Linked DNA regions of Homo sapiens: region 2 is linked to region 1. A link is an interaction called in ENCODE POLR2A ChIA-PET data of the cell type or tissue named here. Cell type or tissue: Panc1. All regions are shown on one strand. Links, peaks and the distances in the headings refer to the core of each region. The heading gives the core; the rest is flanking DNA.

Region 1 (4,917 bases), core at 384-4,383:
TGGGCCCTGGAATTCTTGGCATGTGTCTGTGGGCCTGTTTGTAAGTAATAGTCCATGATTTAAGGACAGGTGGGCCTCTGGGGACAGTACACCTCTCAGCAGGTGGTGTACTCTCACCCACTGACTTAAAATCCTTCAGACACAGCAAGGGTCTCCAAGACTCAGAGGCCCAAAACTGCCAGCAGGCAACTTAAACCAAGATTTATTTTAAAGCAGAAATTCGAAGGAATGATGGGTTCACTGTGGATTAATGTTTTATCCCTGAACCCAAAACCAAACTCATGACAGTCAGACTTAGAGAAATCAGGCTAATGCGCCAAGTGCCGCTCCAGGTCTTGGAAGGATGTGAGGCCCTGGAGAGAAGTGCAGATAAACATCCAGACTGCAAATGAGATGACTTTTCCAGCTCACAGAAATGACCTCCGAGGAGGAGGACACAACCAGGCCAGTGTGGAGCTCCCACATACTTGGAAAGGTCTTCCCGTTTATCCAGGCCCTTCCCATCCATTTCTCTCCTTGGTTATTAGGATGGCTCTGTGAGAAAAGTCAGAGATGGGGCGCTCCAATTTTAGGAAGAAAAAGCCTTGATTTGGAAACGTGAAGTATACTGACCAAAGAAGTCATGCCTCTGTAAGTACAGAGCAAGCACACGGGCCAGCACTTCTGACCCCTGCCTTTGTGCTCCCCTCACTACAACAGAGAAACCAGTAATCCCTCAGCCAGCAGAGACCCCACAGGCCAGGGTGGCACAGCTCGCAGCCAGATCACTGCCTCACCCCAGCTGGGCGGACCTCCACCCAAGGCCGAGTCTGTGGAGACTGAAGCTTCCAACAGCCCCACAGGGGCTACTATGAATAAGGCTCTATGAGTGCTCATGTACTAGTCATTTTGTAGACATAGATTTTCATTTCTCTTGGGCAAATACTAGAAATGGAATTGCTTGGCCATATGGTGAGTATATGTTTAACTTTATGAGATACTGACAAACTTTGCTAAAGTAGTTGTATCATTTTATGTTTCTATAAACAATGTATGAGCATATCAGTTGCTCTGTACTCTTGGTGACACTTGGAAATAGTCTTTTTGATTTTAGCTATTGTACTATCTATGTAGCAGTTTCTTAACTTGTACTTCCCTGATGGTTTATGACATAGAACATCTTTAATGTGTACTTACTGGCTACTCATATACATTCTTGTGTAAAGTATGTTTTGCCAATTTTTGAGTTGCTCATCTATTATCTAGTTGTTAAGAGTTCTTCACATATTCTAGATACACAGATGTAAGTGTTGTATTTTCTCCCAGTGTGGTTTCCCTTTAAATTTCTAGTCTTTGAAGAGCAGAAATCTATTTAGAAAATATTTATATGTTTAGCTTTTTAATTAGATCTATGATCGATTTCAAGTTTAATGTTTGTGTCTGGTATGACCTGAGCATCACACTTTTTGCAGATACCCAGTTTCTCCAGCTTATTTTTTTTTTTTTAACTAAAAAGAGTATCCTTTCTCCACTGAATTATCTAGCACCTTTATCAAAAAGCAATTGAACATATAAAGGAATTTCTGAATTTGTTATTCCATTCAGTTATTCTAGTCATCTATCTTTATGTCAAACATTGTATTTATTACAGCTTTACAGTAAATTTTGAAATCAGCAGTATAAGCCCTCCTTCTTTATTTTTTATGATTGTTTTCATTAGAGGTCATTTGCAATTATATATTAGTTTTAGAATAAGCTTGTCAGTTTCTAAAAGAAAGGCTATTGAGATTTATAAATGGGACAACATTCAATGCATAGAGAAAAATGGACATCTTAACAATATTGAGTCTTTCAATCCATGGGCATGGTATATCTTCATTTATTTAGATCATTGTAATTTTACTAATCAGTGTTTTGTAGTTTTCAGTGTAGAGGTCTTCCATATCTTTTCTTATATTCATTCCTATTAGGAATGCTATTGTAAATAATTTTTGATGGTAATTTTTTAAAATTTCATTTTCAACACCTGCAGCTTGTATACAGGAATAAAATGGAATTTTGTATACTGACTTTGTATCCTGTCACCCTGCTATACTCATTTATTAATTCTAGCAGGTTTTTGGTTCAATTATTGGGACTTTCTATGTAGACAATTATGTCTGTAAATAGAAATAGTTTTTTCTTTCTTTCCAATCTTTCTGCCTTTTATCTCTTTGTCTTACCTTCAGACTTTCAATAAAACATTGAATAAAAGAAGATAGAAAAATGGTTACTTTGTTCCTAATCTTAAGAAGAAAAGATTGAGTCTTTCACCAATAAGTATGTTGTCAGCTATAGTTTTTTTTTCAGGCTGAGGAAGTTTTTGCATATTCTTAGTTTGCTGAGAGTTATTAGAAATCATTATAGAATATTGTTAGTAATGTCTGCATTTACTGAGGTGATCGTATGATTTCCTCTTTCATTCTATTAATATGGTAAATTATTTGATTTTCCAATGGTGAATCAACTTATTTCTGGCATAAATCCCACTTGGCCATGAGATATTATTCCTTTCATCCTGCTATATTCTATTTGCTAATATTTGAGAATTTTTGTGTCCAAATTAATGAAGGACACTGTGCTTATTATGTCTTTGTAAAGTTTTGGTATTGAGATTTTGGCCTCATGAGTTGGGAAATGCTCCCTCCAACTTTACTACCTGAAAGAATTTCTAGGGATGGTATAATTTTTTTCTAAATCGGCTGACATAATTCACTTTTGACCTCATCTAGGCTTCTAATTTTCTTTGAGAGAAGATTGAGAGAAGATTCTGTTTGCGATTCTGTTTGCGATTCTGAATTCCATTTAAAAAGGCAAATATAGGACTCTCCCAATTTATTTCTTGGTAGGCTGTGTATTTCAAGGAATTTGCCTGTTTCTCCTAAGTTACCAAGTTTATTCTCTTATTATTTTAATGTCTGTAATATCTGTGGTATCTCCTCTTTCATTTATAAAACTGGTAATTTGCTCTTTTTCCTTTTTTGATTAGTTTTGTTAGAGATTTATCAATTTTTATTACGCTTTCTAAATAACTTTATAATTTGTGTTTTCTATTTTATTTACTTCTGTTATTCTTTTTTCTACTTACCTTGGACTTATTTGGTCTTCTTTTTCTAGATTAGTAGATGGAAATGTAGAACTACTGAGTTTAAACCTTTCTTCCTTACTGATATAGCTATAAATGTCCCTCCAAGCACTGCATTCAACGGATCATACAATTTCCCAGTTGGATTTTATCAGTTTCAAAGTATTTTCTAATTTTTATTATTTTTTGAGTTATAGGTTATTTAATTTCCAAACATTTGGGAAGGTTTATAAACAGCCTGTTATTGGCTTCTGTTTTAAATCTACTGCCATTAGAACAAAGATACTTTGTAAAATTTCAATCGAGAGGTAATGAGACTTTCATGGCCAAGATATGGTCTATGTCGGTGAATGTTCCACGTGCTCTGAAAAGAATGTGTATTCCGCAATTATTGAACACAGTATTTTATAAATATCAATTAGGTCAAGTTGGCTGAATTTATTAACCAATCTAAATATAATCTAGATATTATCTATATTTGCTGTTTTTAACCTAGTAATTATTGAGAAGGAATGATACAAATTTTCATCTATGTTTCTAGATTTATCAATTTCTCCACTTAATTTTAACAACTTTTGCTTCATGTACTCTCAAGCTGTATTTAGGTGCCAACACATTTAGGATCATTGTGTCTTCTCAGTGAATTGACCTTTTTATGAGAATAAAATGTCTATTTCTGAAATGTCCCTATTTCTGGAAATGTTCCTTATACTAAAGTCCAACTTGTGTGGATTAGTACAGTTCATCCATTTTTTATTTTTAATCCATGTCTTTATAGCATCTTAAATTTTTATTTAGTCTGACAATTTCTATCTTTTAACTAAAATGTTGTGTACATTTTCGTCCAATGCAATTATTGATATTACTGGGTTTGTCTACCATCTCGTTGTTGGTACTATATGTTCTTTGTTCCTTTTTCTTCCTTTTCTGACTTATTTTGGATAATTTAGTACTATTTAATATTCCATTTTATCTCTTCTTTTAGCTTTTTAGTACCCCTTTTAAGTCATTACTCTGGAGATTATCATATGCATCCTTAAGTTCTCAGTCTACCATGAATTCATATTATTTCAAAATGTAGTAACTTTATCACAGTGAAGCTCCATTTAACTTCCTTCTATCTTCTGTGTATGGTTATCCTATAATTTACTTTGACCTGTTACAGTTCCCATAATACCTTGTGCTTACTTTAAATTATCTTTTAGAAAATTTAGAAATGAGAAAAAATCTTTTATCTTTGTTTGCCATTTTGATGCTTTTTTTTTTTTTTTTTTTTTTTGACAGAGTTTCACTCTTGTTGCCCAGGCTGGAGTGCAGTGGCGTGACCTCAGCTCACCACGACCTCCACCTCCCAGGTTCAAGCGATTCTCCTGCCTCAGCCTCCAGAGTAGCTGGGACCACAGGCATGCGCCACCACTCTCAGCTAATTTTTTGTATTTTTAGTAGAGACGGGGTTTCTCCATGTTGGTCAGGCTAGTCTCAAACTCCCCACCTCAGGTGATCTGCCTGCCTCAGCCTCCCAAAGTGCTGGGATTAGAGGTGTAAGCCACCGTGCCCGGCCATGCTCCTCGTTTTTAAAGCGGACATTTAACGTTTCTATCTGGTATTATTTTCTTCTAGCCTGAAGAACCTCCTTTAACATTTCTTAGAGTGCAAATTTGTTGGTGACCAATTCTTAGATTTTGTTTACCTGAAAGTTTTTCTACTTCCTTCTTTTGTGAAGGGTATTCTTGCTTCATACAGAATCGTTTTTCCTTTTACCTCTTTGAAGATGTCACCCATTGCCCTACAACTTGCACTATATCTGCAAACAA
Region 2 (4,917 bases), core at 389-4,388, 180 kb after region 1:
TATATTTTACCCGTAATAAATGCTTTAAAAAGTACTTTATGAATGATTAAATAATGGCTATGTTAAACTACTCTTTTTTCATCTTCCCAGCTTTCATCCTATACTAATTTATATAATCAAAAAGCAGCGTTTTTATAGAAATGAGAAGTACTTCCATTTTCATTATACCACAGTTTAATGTCGTACCCTGACCCCTGAAAAACATGAATGCAGGGACCATCTGCTTGCGCGGCATTTCTGACCCCGACAAAAGCACGGCGAAGACATGGCTCATTGTGCTCCAACAATGTACCTTACACAAGGACCTGCGCTGGAGATTCCTCCTTGGATGTGCTTCCTAGAAAGTGCTGCTCTGAATGAGCGTGGCTGCTTCCCTTTGTCGAAAGGATAAAAACCCTGTGTGTCAGGATGTACTCTTTTTCGCCGCCGCTGCTGGGAAACCTTGAGGCCAATTCCATGTCCAGGTGTCAGCAATCAGTTCCCCTCGAGCACCCTGGCAAGTAGACTTTGCTTCCATTCCCCATTGTCCCACTTTCATCAAATTCTATTTTCTAAACCACCTCAGAGATTTCGGAAATAAGAAGGGCACAAACCCTAAACACCATAATAATAGCGAGATTTTACTGTGTGTGAAAATAAAACAGATAATAAGAACACGGGACATCAGAGACATACCGGATTGGATATTCTTCTTCCCCAACTAACAGGGACATAAAGGCAGTATTTGTCATGAAACCAGTCCGTAGCAAGCAAACGTTCCAAAATAAGACTCAGTTTTTGTATTAGGAACTTATTTACCTATTAGCTACCTGGAATGAATATTTCACTCAAAAGAAACAATAGTATCTAAGCACCTGGGACTGAAAGCAAGGGAGACAAGAATAAGTTTTGGTGCCTTTTATCTGGTCACTGGTGCAAAATAGATTCCTAAAATCTAGGGCTCAGGTTTGTGGACTTTCTACTCTAACCAGATGCTCCAGATGCTACTAACATCCCAGAGAGAGGCCAGACCCAACCCCCAAGACTTCCTTTTGTACAGCCTAAGATACAGAACACATGAGGTCACTCTGCAGAGTGAAATGACTGCTGAGGCAGTGAGATGTGGTGTGAGGTAAAAGAGTACAGGCTTAGTGAAGAATGATGTGGCAATAAACATGGATATTAAAAACGCACATACCCTCCAACCCGGAGAGTTTACTTCTGAGTTGTCATCCCAGACAAACGTTTTCTTGCATGCACAAAGAAGCATACAAAAGGATATTCAATGCAGCATGATTTGAAACAGTAAAACTTTTGGAATTACCCTAAATGTTCATCACAAAGAAAACAAATAAACTGTGGTACATTCATACATGGAATATTTTACACCAACTATGAAGTTGTTAGATTTCTGCATACAGATATGGAAAGGTCTGTAAGGTCTATTGAGTGGGAAAAAGGAAGCCATAGAATGCATGTTCCCACTTGCACGAAATTTAAAATACTCAAACTGTATTTATGTTTCAAAATGCACAGGTGATATATACATACGTACACACACGCTGTGAAAAACAATTCGGAAGGGACACACGGAACTGATCATTGTAATTAGAAGGAGTTGGGTAGGTAAAGGGGTTTGTTACTTTATCTGTATTGTTTTAATTATTTGAAACAATGTATTCATGTATTACTTGTGTCAATTTTGAGTGATGATTTATAGTAAGAATGCAAAATATGAAAACAAATCTGGCTGTTTTCCAACCCCACACTGTAGGTTTTCCTTCACAACAAGGCATGGGGAGCCACAGCAGCGGGCTGGAAGGCAGAAACACAGGGCTGCTGTGCTCTGCACAGGAGGTCTCAATCAATATTTGTTGAATAAAGCTGCCTCAATTTCCTTTCTTATAAATACGTCCTCTTATAGCTGTAAAAAAGTATCTGTGAGTCTATGTTATGCAGGAATCCCTGACGGACACAGGAAAAGGATTCAGCGTCAGCCCTCAGAAGATGAGCATGGCAGGGAAAGGGAAGGAGAAAGAGCATGAGCCTCTCGCCTGGCCCCTTTGAATCCCCAGGCAAAGCTAACCTAGGCCACCTCTTCCTGCCTTCCCTGGCTGGGCTCCTACAGGGCCAGCCAAGACCGGGATCCCACCACACTCACTGAGCAGTCTGCACCTGCCTCCCCGCCCTCCCTCGGGTCAGCCCCTGATTCCCTCCAGCCTCACCTCGCGTTCACTCATTCAATAATTTCAACAGATGTCCTGTGATTTCTAAAACTACCACTCACCTAACAGGGAGGAAGGAAAAAATTAGCAAAAATAATTGCTTTGAAGTTCTGGAGAAGAAAGTCATTTTCTCCAGCCCAGGCAGTGTCTGGGGCCCTGCTTAATTAAAGCCACCAAAGGAAGGCTTCGTCCTGCAAGGCCTGTGTCAACAATGCCCACCTCCACCTTTCCCCTAACTCACACACTCATGAGCATGAGCTCTCTCTTACTCTCTCAAACACACACACACACACACAGAGGGGGCTGTGGAGCTCACTGATCAGTTCAGGCAGTTCCTCCTTCATCCCATCTTCAGCTATTCTGTTTCTTCCTCCATACCACCCATTTCCGGCTTTGCCTGCCCAGCCAAACACCCTTACAGCCCACAGGAACCCCAGCTGGGAGAATACCAATCTCACCTGAATTAAAAAAGGAAGGCCCCCGCCTCCACCACTCTCCTTATTTCCATCACATGAGCAGACAGGACTTGAGGACCACATCCTGTAGCTGCATGGTGGGGATGCTAACATCTACTCCTGGATCAACTGCTAACCAGCCCTCTACCCTTGCTGGGGCAGGGACACCCGCCGACACCCCTCCCTTCTGCACATCTGTCCACTCAACAGTAACAGTGCACATGGTCCCTCCCTGTACACCCCACCTCCAGAATTCTAGAACCTCTTCCATTCCTTTAGGAACTTTCTTTGGTGAGAAGCTGTTGGGGTCTGTTGGGGCGTGTCCCCACCGCCACTGGTATTTAACACCCAAGTGTCTCTACTGCTGGGCATGCTGTCACCCTGTATTGGGTACTTTTCACATTTGTCAGACAGTTAAAAAGTAAACAAACACCAATGAGGAAGGTTAAAAAAAAAGAAAACTACCCACCAATCTGCTACAGAGGTCTCTGTTTCTGATGCAATCATTGTTAAAATGCCGAACTTAAGCTGAGATTAAGAAAGAAATGCCTTGCTCTCACTTATAAGCGGGAGCTAAATGATAAGAACTTACGAACACAGAGGGAAACAACAGACACTGGGTCTACTTGAGTTGCGGGGTGGTGGGGGAAGAGAGAGGAACAGAAAAGATAACTATTGGGTACTAGGCTTAATACCTGGGTGATGAAATAATATGTACAACAAACCTGTGCGACTTGTGTTTACCTATGTAACAAACCTTCACATGTACCCCCAAACCTAAAATAAATGCTAAAAACAAAAAAAAAGAAATGTGGGAGGAAGAGCATCAGGATAAATAGCTAATGCATGCAGGGCTTAATACCTAGGTGATGGGTTGATAGGTGCGGCAAACCACCGTGGCATGCATTTACCTATGTAACAAACCTGCACATCCTGCACATGTATCCCGGAACTTAAAATAAAATAAAATTTGAAAAAAAGAAAGAAATGCACGTCCCCACATGCCCTCCTCAAAATGAGCTGAGGAAGATGTACACATAGGCAACGTGAGGCTGACCTACTAGAGGTCAGTCAGACTCTGGCTCAGAAACCCGAGGGTGCAGGGCAGGGATAGAATGCTGGTGACATCTTTTCAGCCCCCCCTTTCCAGCTGTGTCTGATGCCATTTCTACCCAGTGGACTCTTTGGTTAACTGAGTTTATAAATTGTACATACATACGCACTTTTTTTTCAGCTAAGCCAATTTGAGTGAGTTGTATTCCCACAATCTGTAACCCAAAGAGTTCTGGCTAATACTCTAATATACCCAAATATCCTCACCCTAAGGTAGTCTCACTAGTGAAGGGTCTAGATGGGGAGGTTCGTTGTATAAGGTATGACTATAAAATAATGATATTCACATTGTAAAAAAACAAACCAAATGAGCAAGGACCCCCACTGGAATTCCTCTTATGGAATTTTAATAGTAAAAAACCTAAATTCTTCTTTTTTTCCTTTATTTTTGAGACAGGGTCTCATTCTGTCACCCAGGCTAGAGTACAGTAACATAATCACAGCTCACTATAGTCTTGACCTCCCAGGCACAAGCAATCCCCCCACCTCAGCCTCCTGAGTAGCTGGGACCACAGGTGCACGCCACCACACCCAGCTAATTTTTTTTTTTTTTTTGGCGGGGGGAGACATGGAATCTCACTATGTTGCCCATTCTGGTTTTGAACTCCTGGCCTCCAGCAATCCTCCCTGCTAAGTGTCCCAAAGTGCTGGGATTACAAGCATGAGCTACTATGCCCAGCCACAAATCTCAATTAAGAGCTGGATTTTATTTTGGAAAAGCCGTCAATACTCAATCAAGTAAAGCCTTTGTCAAAATGACGTAAGGCTTAACAAAAGAGATATAATTATTTGTATAGCACATAGACTGTTTCACATTATATCATTAGGAAACCAACTTTGGGTAAAGTTTTACTACACGAGTCCATCTACTCTGGTCATTTTGAGGCTCTCTCCCCTTCTACCACATTTTTTTGTTTTTTTTTTTTTTTTTTTTTGAGATAGAGTCTTGCTCTGTCACCCAGGCTAGAGTGCAGTGGCTCACTCATAGTCCCCTACAGTCTCAAACTCCTGGGCTCAACCAAGACTCCTGCCTCAGCCTCCCACATAGCTGGGACTACAGGCACATACCACTATGACTGGCTCAATCAATTTTTATGTGAAAGGTGACAGTCACACATCCATCCAAATAGAATCATCTGCAATGT

What was found. Peaks named below come from ENCODE experiments on the same cell type or tissue, not always from the same donor. Only the 100,000 strongest peaks of a DNase experiment are listed, where the experiment ranks them.
Region 2: POLR2A ChIA-PET joins it to region 1 with 5 read pairs; 2 of 35 experiments call an interaction of 5 or more read pairs at or near these places.

What each region holds. Positions count from the first base shown.
Region 1 is chr3:53,684,087-53,689,003 of GRCh38, reverse strand. All of the region lies in intron 8 of CACNA1D (calcium voltage-gated channel subunit alpha1 D), which reads right to left. Among named protein-coding and RNA genes, the nearest start is that of CHDH, 160 kb to the left of the region's middle. In Panc1, for the core only: no CTCF peak of the experiment used is centred there; no DNase peak of the experiment used is centred there.
Region 2 is chr3:53,506,863-53,511,779 of GRCh38, reverse strand. The region is part of intron 3 of CACNA1D (calcium voltage-gated channel subunit alpha1 D); the gene reads right to left. Among named protein-coding and RNA genes, the nearest start is that of CACNA1D, 15 kb to the right of the region's middle. In Panc1, for the core only: no CTCF peak of the experiment used is centred there; no DNase peak of the experiment used is centred there; H3K27ac peaks cover 779 bases.